3 separate regions of the Homo sapiens genome follow, and all the other regions are linked to region 1. A link is an interaction called in ENCODE POLR2A ChIA-PET data of the cell type or tissue named here. Cell type or tissue: CD4-positive, alpha-beta T cell. All regions are shown on one strand.

What was found. ChIA-PET counts read pairs that join two places held together with the same protein. Peaks named below come from ENCODE experiments on the same cell type or tissue, not always from the same donor. Only the 100,000 strongest peaks of a DNase experiment are listed, where the experiment ranks them.
Region 2: POLR2A ChIA-PET joins it to region 1 with 6 read pairs; 14 of 35 experiments call an interaction of 5 or more read pairs at or near these places.
Region 3: POLR2A ChIA-PET joins it to region 1 with 5 read pairs; 5 of 35 experiments call an interaction of 5 or more read pairs at or near these places.

What each region holds. Positions count from the first base shown.
Region 1 is chr10:28,366,696-28,370,695 of GRCh38, forward strand. No RefSeq gene overlaps it. Among named protein-coding and RNA genes, the nearest start is that of MPP7-DT, 66 kb to the left of the region's middle. In CD4-positive, alpha-beta T cell, no CTCF peak of the experiment used is centred here; DNase peaks (open chromatin) are centred at 1,326 and 1,666; H3K4me3 peaks cover 406 bases; H3K27ac peaks cover 2,668 bases.
Region 2 is chr10:28,315,425-28,319,424 of GRCh38, forward strand. It overlaps a transcript of MPP7 not described here. Among named protein-coding and RNA genes, the nearest start is that of MPP7-DT, 14 kb to the left of the region's middle. In CD4-positive, alpha-beta T cell, no CTCF peak of the experiment used is centred here; no DNase peak of the experiment used is centred here.
Region 3 is chr10:28,251,247-28,255,246 of GRCh38, forward strand. The region is part of intron 1 of MPP7 (MAGUK p55 scaffold protein 7); the gene reads right to left. Among named protein-coding and RNA genes, the nearest start is that of MIR8086, 36 kb to the right of the region's middle. In CD4-positive, alpha-beta T cell, no CTCF peak of the experiment used is centred here; no DNase peak of the experiment used is centred here.

The DNA of each region.
Region 1 (4,000 bases):
AAACCAGCCTGGGCAACATAGCAAGACCCCATCCCTACAAAAAATACAAAACTTAACCAGGTGTAGTGGTGCACACCTGTGGTTCCAGCTACTCAGGAGGCTGAGGTGGGAGGATAGCTGGAGCCTGGGAGGTTGAGGCTGCAGTAAGCCATAATTGCACCACTGCACTCCAGCCTGGGTGACAGAGCAAGACCCTGTGTCATAAAAAATAAAAATAAAAATAGATAGAAAGTCTTATAATTTTCTTTTTCTTCTCACCCACCCATGACATTAATCTAGAATTAGGTGGAGCAGGCAAAAGAGGAGAGATTGGGCCCCTGGGAATTTGTACCGAGTCGCAAATGGCTCATGAGTTACTGAGAACCCTCACTGGAGAACACGTGCCTTGTGGAAACCCTCTTGTGATATAAGCAGCAGGGGCACCCCTGCCAGTTTCAAAATCGTGTGACAAATGGACACAGACCTGTGCCCCCCACTGTCAGAGCCTATCTGCTCTCTACAGGGGCTTCCTTTTGAAGAGTCAAGCTTCTTGCCAAGCTATCTTTCAGCCAAAAACCATTTTCCTCTAGTTTACAGGAAAAAGAGGAAGAAAAAGCCCACCCATCCTTTTCTGGGTTGATTATTTTCCATTTGAAATTAACGAGCTTCCCACGATGAAGCCAAGTTGTTTTGTTCGGATAATGAAATTGCATTTTTGCTTCACACGCAGCAATTCAAACTAACGTGGGCTCCAGCCATTTAGGGAACAGGTCCTTAGTATGGCCAGAAAGAAGGAATGCTACTGTTTTACAGAGATAAAAGTTACATTCAAATTCCTCTCTGAATTTCCCTGCGTATCATGGACAGACAAACTTACAGAGAGACTTTGTTTGTTTTTTGTTTTTTGAGACAGTTCTTTCTCTGTCGCCAAGGCTGGAGTGCAGTGATGCAATCGTGGCTCTCTGCAGCCTTCAATTCCCAGGCTCAAGTCATCTTCTCAGGTTCCCGAATAGCTGGGACTACAGGTGCAGCACCATGCCCGGCTAATTTTTTTACTTTTGTAGAGACAGGGTCTCACTATGTTGCCGAGACTGGTCTCAAACTCGTGGCCTCAACTGATCCTCCCGCCTCAGCCTCCCAAAGTACTGGCATGAGCCACTTTGCTTGGCACAGAAATACTTTAAATATTTACCCAGGATATTTCAAATATGAATCTGTACTTGACGTGTCTACAAGTGGCTGGCTAGTGTTTCCAAAGACGCACTGAAAACGTTGAAAAAATAAAATGGCGACTCCGGATAAGGTATCTGTCACCATGCTATGTTGCACAGAATGCTCACAGGAAAAGCCACACTGCTCTGTGACATTATGATCAAGGAACACGTGCTGAGTGGAGGCTCAGACCATATGGGCCTGTGCATATGGTAATCATTAAAGACTCACAGCTTACAAGAGTAACTGACAGAAAAAATATATATAGTGAGAGTCTCAGTGGTATAAATTCCTCTCTAGACCTCCCACCATATGGGGATATTTAAGTCAAAAGAATTAAGCATCAGAGCTAGAAGCTATTCCTGCACACAAGTAGAAACTACTTTCAGTGAGCAGAATCAGGAAATACGATGACTTGTCTACTCAGGCACATACTTAAAGAAAGTACCCAAACCGAAGGAACTAGAAAGACTTTCGCTTCTTTTGAAAAGAAGGGAAGTGGTGAGTGAGCTTCGGCATTCAGCCCCACCCAAAGAGCTCCCCAGACCTGGGCCACAGTGTCAGGAAATTGCAGCAGAGAGTTCAGAGAGACAGGACTAGGTCCAGCAAAGGAAAAATGATTAAGGGGTCAAAGACAGGGATAAAAGTGGCTTTTTTTCCCCAAATATTGAGTTGGAGTCTTTATTTTTATTTTGTATTTTTATTTATTTTTATTTTTTGAGACGGAGTCTCGCTCGTTAGCCCAGGCTGGAGTGCAGTGGCACAATCTCAGCTCACTGCAACCTCTGCCTCCTGGATTCAAGCAATTCTCCTGCCTCAGCCTCCTGAGTAGCTGGGATTACAGGTACGCACCACCACACCCAGCTAATTTTTGTATTTTTGGTAGAGACGAGGTTTCACCATGTTAGCCAGACTGGTCTTGAACTCCTGACCTCATGTGATCCACCTGCCTTGGCCTCCCAAAGTGCTGGGATTACAGGCATGAGTCATCCTGTCTGGCCAACTTGGAGTCTTGAATGAAAAATAAGAGATACATTTTCAAATTCATGCAAAGTGCAAGCATTTATCTTTGGTAAGCATGGGTTTGCAATCTGAAGAATCTGTAGATTTTTCAGGTGAAGATGAGCAGAGTAGGAAGCAAATATTGTACTTTGACCGATTTTTTTTTTTTTTTTTTTTTGAGACGGAGTCTCACTCTGTCACCAGGCTGGAGTGCAGTGGCACAATCTCAGCTCACTGCAACCTCCACCTCCTGGGTTCAAGCCATTCTCCTGCCTCAGCCTCCTGAGTAACTGGGACTACAGGTGTGCACCACCGCACCCAGCTGATTTTTTTGTATTTTTAGTAGAGACGGTTTCACCATGTTGGCCAGGATGGTCTCGATCTCCTGACCTTGTGATCCACCTGCCTTGGCCTCCCAAAGTGCTGGGATTACAGGCGTGAGCCACCGCGCCCTGCTGGCCAATTTGATTTTAAGCAAAAGGTTTCATTTTGTTACATACCTCACCGTGCTCTGGCCACATCCTAGAAGATGGTGACACCATAAGAAGGGGCCAGAACACATCCTGAAGCAATATACTAGTCACTGTCACCTTCACCCCCATGCCTCAGAAAGTAAATTTACACCCCACCAGGGAGCAAAATTACACTCACATACACAAAACATGAAACGCCGAAGCATCCTATTGTGGAAGTCAGTTTTAACATAAGAAGAAAAGTCTATGCCTTCAAGAAATATTTATTAGGGCTGGGCCCAGTCCCTCATGCCTGTAATCCCAACACTTTGGGAGGCCAAAGTGGGAGGATCACGTAAGGCCAGGAGTTTGAGACCAGCCTGGGCGACATAGCAAGACTCCATCTCTAAAAAAATAAAATAAAAATTAGCCAGACAGGGGCTGGGCGCGGTGGCTCACACCTGTAATCCCAGTACTTTGGGAGGCTGAGGCAGGTGGATCACGAGGTCAGTAGGTCTCTACTAAAAATACAAAATTTAGCCAGATGTGGTGGTGCGCATCTGTAGTCCCAGCTACTCGGGAGGCTGAGGCAGGAACATTACTTGTACCTGGGAGGCGGAAGTTGTAGTGAGCCGAGATTGTGCCACTGCACTCCAACCTGGGTGACAGAGTGAGACTCCATCTCAAAAAAAAAAAAAAAAAAAAAATTAGCCAGACATGGTGGTGCACACCTGTAGTCCCAGCTACTCAGGAGGCTGAGGTGGGAGGATCACTTGAGCCAAGGAGTTTGAGGCTGGAGTGAACTATGACCACAGCACTGCACTCCCTTCTGGGCAACAAACCAAGGCCCAAAGAAAGAAAGAGAAAGAGAGAGGGAGGGAGAAAGAGAGGATGGAAGGAAGGGAGAAAGAGAGAAAGAGAAAGGAAAGAGGGAAGGAGGGAAGGAAGGAAGGAATGAAGGAAGGAAGCAAGCAAGCCAGGTGGTGGGTAGTGGAAACAGTGAGTGCAAAGGCCCTGGGGTAGGAGGTATGTGCTTGAGGAACAGCAAGAAGGCATGCAGGGCTGGAGTGGAGTTAGTAACAATGAGTTCATTTCACCTGAAGTCTCCCTTTTAAGCAATGAAATTGAATGCCAAAGAAGTGAATTACCTAATTAATTGTAGCTTCTATCCAAAATGATAAGTGGTAGCAAACCTGAATTCACACCCTCAGTCCTTGGCAGAACCATGCTAAGTCTTCTGGGACTGTTGCTAGTCCATCTGGTGCCTTTGGGCAAATTAGAAAATGGTGTTCCTTCCTCCAGGCAAAGGCCGCTGCATGACCAGGTGCACTACTTGGCAGATGGTGCTTGGCCTG
Region 2 (4,000 bases), 51 kb before region 1:
CCTGAAGCAGAGCGTTGTGCCCCCTTTTCGAGCTGGCATGTGCTTTGCAGTCTGTGGCGCACCCTGCCCACTGGCCTCACTCATCCTCCCACTTCCCTCCTGGCCACTGCAGACATTTGAGTTTGCGTCTCCTGAACTGGATGGTTTTTAAGGGCTTCTTTTAGTTGTTGAAAGCTACAGGAACTGTTTCAAGGTAATATAAATTAAAAATATGTATGTTGCTGAGAGAAGAGACAAATCACCCATGCAGAAGAATTTTAAATCATTTATGTAAATACTCCATCCTCAGAGAGGTGAAGAATACCTCCCCATCCCTTAAGTGTGGCTGCCCATAGTGACCTCCTTCCAAGAGTATAACACAGAAAGGTGGGGCGGGGAGAGTAACTTTACAGTGGAAAAACCTGACCAGCACTATCTCAACCAGCTGATCAAGGTCAACATCAACAGTGATGAGAAGTCATGTTGCCTGTGTGCATGGCCTTCCTCCCCTAAACCCCTATCCCCAGTCATGAGAAAAACATCAGACAAATGCCAATCAAGGGGCATTTTACAATAGGCTTGACCAGTACTCCTCAAAATTGCCAAGGTAATCAGAAACAAGGAAAGTCTGAGATGGACATAGCTGAGAGACTGCCATAGTTTAAAGAGACATGACAAGTAAATGTAATGTGGTACCCTGGATGGGATCCTGAAACAGTAAAAGGATATCACATAAAAACTGAGAAAATGTGGCCGGACATGGTGGCTCACGCCTGTAATCCGAGGACTTTGGGAGGACGAGGCAGGTAGATCACTTGAGGTCAGACATTCGAGACCAGCCTGGCCAACGTGGTGAAACCCCATATCTACTAAAATTACAAAAATTAGCCGGGCATGGTGGCACGCCTGTAATCCCAGCTACTCAGGAGGTTGAGGCAGAAGAATCGCTTGAACCCAGGAGGCAGAACCTGCAGTGAGCTGAGATCGTGCCACTGCACTCCAGCCTGGGCAACAGAGTAAGACTCTGTCTTTAAAAAAAAAAAAAAAAAAAAAAAAAAAAAAAAAAAAACTATCTGAGAAAATGTGAATAATGTATGGACTTTAGTTGCTAACAATGCACCAGCGCTGATTCATTAATTATAACAAATGCACCACAGCAATATGTTTATAGTAAGGGGAACTAGGAGCAGAGCACATGGGACCTCTCTGTACTATCTTCTCAATTTTTCTGTAAATCTAAAACTGCTCCAAAAAATAAAGTCTATTTTAAACAGATGATATATACGTATGGAGTTGTATGTAGACATGCATATGAAGGATACTGGTGTATCTCAAGGAATCAGTGGAAGATTTGAACACTCAAGACTTGAGTAGGAAAAGTTAAGTTTTCAGCAGCTCTTTCCTGTACGGCGCTCGCTGCCTTTAACGTGACTCAGCTCTGTCCTCTGTCAGGCTTTGAGTCTCTCTGTTCCATATTTCAAATTTGTCAAAGAGAAAAGCTCATTACTTCAGCCTGGGGAGGAGTCTGAGCCTGGATCTGTGAGTCCTGGTCAGGGTTCTGTGGGAGAATCCTGCTGCTGTACCCACGCATGTATGTAAGTGATCATTTTCATAAAAGGGGGAAGAACTGTGAGCCAGAAAGTTCTGAAGTGCCAAGAAGGTGATGCAAGGGAAAGGCTTCACTGATGAAGTCAATATCCTAAAAATTAAGGGCAGATATTCCAAAACAAAGAGCATCCTTGTCATTAGCATCTGCCATTTATACACGCTAGAAAAGCTTCTATGCTAATCCCAGAATTTACAAAATTTTAAGAAATCAAGATATATAAAAGTTGTTTATTTGGCTGGACACAGTGGCTCACACCTGTAATCCCAGCACTTTGGGAGGCCAGGATGGGAGGTTCCCTAGAGACCAGGAGTCCAAGACCAACCTGGGCAACATAGGGAGAGCCCATCTTTACCAAAAATAAATAAATAAATAGCCGGGTGTGGTGGTGCATGCCTGTAGCCTCAACTACTTGCGAGGCTGAGGCAGGAGGATTACTTGAGCTCAAGAGTTCGAGGCTGCAGTGAGCTGTGACCATACCATTGCATCCCAGGCTGGATGACATAACAAGACCCTGTATTTAAAAATAAAGGGTAAAAAATTGTTTTCGGTAAAGATTGATTTAGCTCCCAAGTAGTCATGTCAGCTCTCCTGACTTCTAACCACAATTGCTTTTATTTTTAAATAAAACCATATTAAAGGAAAAGTCTAAAGTAGTCACATGTAATAGTAACCTTGCAAATTTCACCACATTGATACAGTGGCAGGAAAGTGAGTTAAATGCAGACCAGCTAAGAGAGGCATGGGGTAGGTCACGATTTCAGGGTGGCCGCCATGCCTGGTCCAAGCAGTTGCTGCCTTGGCACTAATTAGGAAAAGGCACTCTTCCTCAAGATGTTTTCCTTCCATTTGTTGGAAAATTCTTATGCTATGCTGCTTCGATTAGAGCAAGACACTTCACTGACATCTGCCAGGAATGTGTCATAATAAAAATACAAATGTGTGATGCTTACGCCATGACTGCAGTACCCTGTGCAGTACACAAGCTGCACAACCATATGCTGTTGTTCCGGGTGCCATCGCCTATTATGAGCATGTGTCATCTATTTAGAGCCTTGGCAACCTCAAACTTACTTTCATGCCTCACTATATATACTTCTCCCAAAAGAGCGGGCATTCCAACTACCATGGGAAATCATGATTTTGTTTACCTTGAACTGAAATAAAGAATCCCACTCTTGGACTGATCTATAATTGCAATTTCCTCAACCGTAACAGAGGAAATAATAACACCCATTGAACAGGGATGTTATGATCATTAAATGAGACGACACTTCAAAGCACTGAGCACAGTGGCTGACAGATAATGAGGTCTCCACTGAGGCTTGGTTCTTCTTCCTTCTCTGTGTAACATAACACAGCACAGTCAAGCTTCTCTGTTGAAAAGCAATAGGGGTCAGGCATGGTGGCTGACTCCTGTAATCCCAACACTTTGCGAGGCCAAGGTAGGTGGATTACTTGAAGTCAGGAGTTTGAGACCAGCCTGGCCAATGTGGTGAAACCCATCTCTACTAAAACTATAAAAATTAGCTGGACATGGTTTCGTGTGCCTGTCATCCCAGCTACCCAGGAGGCTGAGGCAGGAGAATCACTTGAACCTGGGAGGTGGAGGTTGCAGTGAGCTGAGATCATGCCACTGCACTCCAGCCTGGGTGACAAGAGTGACACTCCATATCAAAAAATAAAAGAAAAGAAAAGCAATAGGATTATTCTTGTGAAAGTACTCTTAGATACATAGCCCTGCCCTTCTAGTTGTCGGATGATGGAAAGGTTTTTTACTTGCCTTGCTTAAGTGAAGCCAAATTCAAATCTCATACACCATCTGTAGACAAGCAGTGTGTGTTTTCTCTTCACAAGTTACATGCAAGAAGCAGTTTATAACTTCTATTTGTGAAAGAACCAATTTGTAAATGTAATATGATGCTTTAGAAATCTGTGTCAAAGACATATTTTTCCTTGAAACATATTTGAATGTTTGTATTAGTCTGTTCTTACACTGCTATAAAGAAATACCTGAGACTGAGTAATATATAACGAAGAGTTTTAATTGGCTCACAGTTCTACAGGCTATACAGGAGGCATGGCTGAGGAGACCTCAGAAAACTTACAATCATGGCAGAGGGTGAAGGGGAAGCAGGCATGTCTTACATGGCCAGAGCAGGAGGAAGAGGGTGAAGGGGTAGGTGCTACACACTTTTAAACAATCAGCTCTCATGAGAACTCACTCACTGTCATGAGAACAGCAAGGGGAAAATCCACCCCATGATCCAATCACCTCCCACCAGGTTCCTCCACCAACACTGGGGATTACATTTCAACATGAGATTTGATTGGGCACACAGAGCCAAACCATATCAATATTTTATCTTCCTAGATGGGAATTTTAGGCTGGCATGGTGACTCACATCTGTAATC
Region 3 (4,000 bases), 120 kb before region 1:
TTGAGGTCAGGAGTTTGAGACCAGCCTGGCCAACATGGTGAAACCCCATCTCTACTAAAAATACAAAAATTAGCCAGGTGTGGTACATGCCTGTAGTCCCAGCTACTCGGGAGGCTGAGGCAGGATAATTGCTTGAACCCGGGAGGCGGAGGTTACAGTGAGCCGAGATCGCACCATTGCATTCCAGCCTAAGTGACAGAACAAGGCCCTGTCTCAAAAAAAAATTAAAAAAATAAAATAAAATAAAAATTCTAATTGTGATTATACCCTCTGAACCAACAATAGCTTGTAGGAATACACCCTAAGAAATAATCATACAAGTATGCAACAATGAGCCAATCAATCTACTGTAAAATATAACAGAAAAGTGTTCAAGTTTTTAAAGAAAGTATCTTCATTGCAGAGTTACTACTTCACTTCACTCACAATATCAACACAGAACTGATGCAGGCACAGGTATTCCGACTTCAATACACCAACACAGGAGGCCTCTATTCCCTGGCACCTCTTTATTCACTTTTGCCATTTAGCCAGGCAGGATAGCACACACCTGTAGTCCCAGATACTTGGGAGGCTGAGGTGGGAGGATTACTTGACCCCAGGAATTCAAGACCAGCCTGAGCAACACAGTAATGACCCCCATCTCTAATATATGTATACTTAACAACAACAAAAAAAAACTTTTTCCATTTGTTTCACTTTGGGTCTTCTAATCTATACTTTCCTACGCTAATTCCTGGTCCATTTTTAGTTTTTCTTTTGCAGTTTCAGAAAGGTGCTAACAATCAGCAGTGACTACACTTGAGACAAGACAACAGACCTCAAATTATCGGTTACTGCCAAAATCAATCTTTTCATTTTGTGACTTAGCTTATACATTGCTTAGTTATCAAATGCTTATCAAACTCCTGTGATTAGCAAAGTACTATGTCAGGGGTATAACAAAAAATATCAAACTATAAACATAGTAGATTTCATTATCTTAAGATCAATTTCACTTCCAAAATTCAGAATCTATGAGTCTAGATTGTATTCTGCCGTTTTACTCATTAACTTCAAGGATTTGGGTAAACGGCGACATGTCACACACTCAGAGTATTCCATAGTAGGGCATTCCCCCACAGGGGAATCACTGCTACAATCACTGCTCAATTTCTTCCTTACCTGAAAGGAAGCCAAGATGGTACTGAACAAGAATGGAACCACCACAGTACATAGGCATTTATTTAGCTTTCTGTGAAGCATTAAAAAATCAGATATTGCTCAAGCCTGGGTTGTAATATGAGGAAACTGGCATTAACCCTCATGCATTCAGTCTCTCCATCTAGGTCCCCCGTTTTCTAGATACTCTCACTGTTTTCTTCAATATGTGAAAAGGCAAGAAGTACACCTGTATCTAACATCATACAGAGGCGTTAAAAGGCAACCAGATGAGATTTTTTTTTCCATCTTGGCAAAATCAACTCTTCATAGCGGACATTCAACAGGCTCTTAGAACTGTTTGAAATTTGAACCTATTTAAGTAACATCAACCAGCAAATATTTCTCCTGATAATAAAAGCTTCCATTTCTGACATCCACGTGTGGCAGAAATTCCCACTCCTTAACAGCTGCAAGTTTATTCTCTGTGTCCTAGAAAGGGTCTTTTCTCATCTGCATTTCTTTTTTTTTGGGAGGGGGGGGCGGAGTCCCACTGTGTCACCCAGGCTGGCATGCAGTGGCACTATCTTGGCTCACTGCAACTTCTGCCTCCCTGGTTCAAGCGATTCTCCTTCCTCAGCCTCCCGAGCAGCTGGGACTATGAGCACGCACCACCATGCCCAACTAATTTTTGTATTTTTAGTAGAGATGGGTTTTCACCATGTTGGACAGGCTGGTCTCGAACTCCTGACCTCGTGATCTACCCTCCTCGGCTTCCCAAAGTGCTGGGATTACAGGCGTGAGCCACGATACCCGGCCTCATCTGCATTTCTTTAAAGATCAGAATGGTTTTTGATTCTTGGTAAAAGATGAGCTGGCAAGTGGGAAATTACTGAAATGCCAAGTAGAGTTGCCGGCCAAATATGAGCTGGGGAGTTTAAGACTAACGAGGATTTAGAGCTTTAAAGGTTGCTGAGTAAGCTCAAGTAGTGAGCCCGACAAATGTAAAACAGAAAAGGAGCCTACAAAAGATGGACTGACTTCTCTGCAGCCGGAGAACCAGGGCCACACTCCAGGTTTGGATTAATCAGAAAGAGGAAAAATAACAAATCTGTGCTAACACTATTTCAACATCAAGGAAACCTACAAGCATCAGGATGTAGAAACAGTGTTTACTAATATATTTCCTTATAGTTGATAGGTCCTATGTAGATTCGTGAAAAATCATCTTCCTTAATTTCTGCACATTACACAAGGACAACCAAGTAATTGTTCCTACTTGACTGCTCAAGACATCATTTCTCAATTATTAAAAAGACATACTTTTGGCCAGGCACGGTGGCTCATGCCTGTAATCCCAGCATTTTCGGAGGCCAAGGCGGGTGGATCACTTGAGCTCAGGAGTTCAAGACCAGCCTGGTCAACATGGCAAAACCTCGTCTCTACTAAAGATACAAAAATTAGCCGGGTATGGTCGGGGGCACCTGCAGTCCCAGCTACTAGGGAGGCTGAGGCAGGAGAATCACTTGAACCTGGGAGACACAGGTTGCAGTGAGCTGAGATTTCACCACTGCACTCCAGCCTGGGATACAGAGAGAGAGTCTGTCTCACAAAAAAGAAAAAAAAAAAAAAAAAAAAAAAAAAAGACATACTTTTGCTATATCCATTCTTATGGGAATTACATTCAATTGCACTATAATCTCCTTGAATTAACAAAATGGGACAATGTTTCAAAAGATTCTTTTTACTCTCCTCTAAACCATTTGAGAATATTTCTAAAGCCATTAATTTCACAAACTAGCCAAGATTACTGAGAAAAATCATAGCTGTACAAGTTCTGAAAATCTTGCTGAATATAACTATCTTGTGGTCCAAGGGCTGTATTTCTTTGCCTGAATCCCTGAATTATAAATGGCTATAAAAAGAAAACAGGAAAGAAAAGGGCCCAACAAAATAAAAGGTTCCCAAGTGAAAAGTAATGATGTTATATTGTAACAAACATTTTGGTGACTGGGATTACCTGAAACCTCTGGGCTCCTGCTCTGAAGTACTAATTTGCCAAAAGCATGGCAAATCCAACTCTTAAAACAGTACTGACTCATCCTGAGTTCACAGCTTGATCTTATCTATTTTAATATCAAGGAATCCAAGATTTGCTATGCCTCATATCATAAATGAAAAGGAAATACTGAAGATAATTACTTAAAACCTATCCAACAGAATTATCTTCGGTGTAAGTTTTAAGTATAATGCAGATAACCACAATATAGATTTATCTCAAAATGAAAACCTGGGCAGATGATATTTAACTGAGTAATTATGTTATCTGCACTCTAGATAGGAAGGGCTGAGAGGAAAAACAGGGAGAAACTTGCCATCTTACTCACCCGCAGTGGAGTGCTGGCTGTAAATCAAGTCGGCCTGCCCAAACACACACAGGACTTAATGACGACCTCAGTGAGAGCAGTTGAGTTTATGCAGTAAGGAAATCTGCACAAAATTAAAGGGAAAACTACTGAGGCCCCACATGGACATAATCGCTACAGACCGTGGATGTGAAAATGATGACATAATGGTGGGGAGTAGGATTCCAGTAGGAAGCTAATAATAAAAATACATTTGTTATAAAATGGAAACTAGAAGTTACTGAATTTCTAGCATTTTCCCCTGTTGTTCTCTAAATGTATGCACTCACTCTAACATAGTGCAAACATACTTTGAAAAAACAAATGTAAAGAAAAGGGATAGGAACTCATCTTTTCTGTCACCCAGGCTGGAGTGTAATGGTGCTATCTCAGCTCACTGCAACCTCTGCCTCCCAGGTTCAAGTGATTCTCCTGCCTCAGCCTCCCGAGTAGCT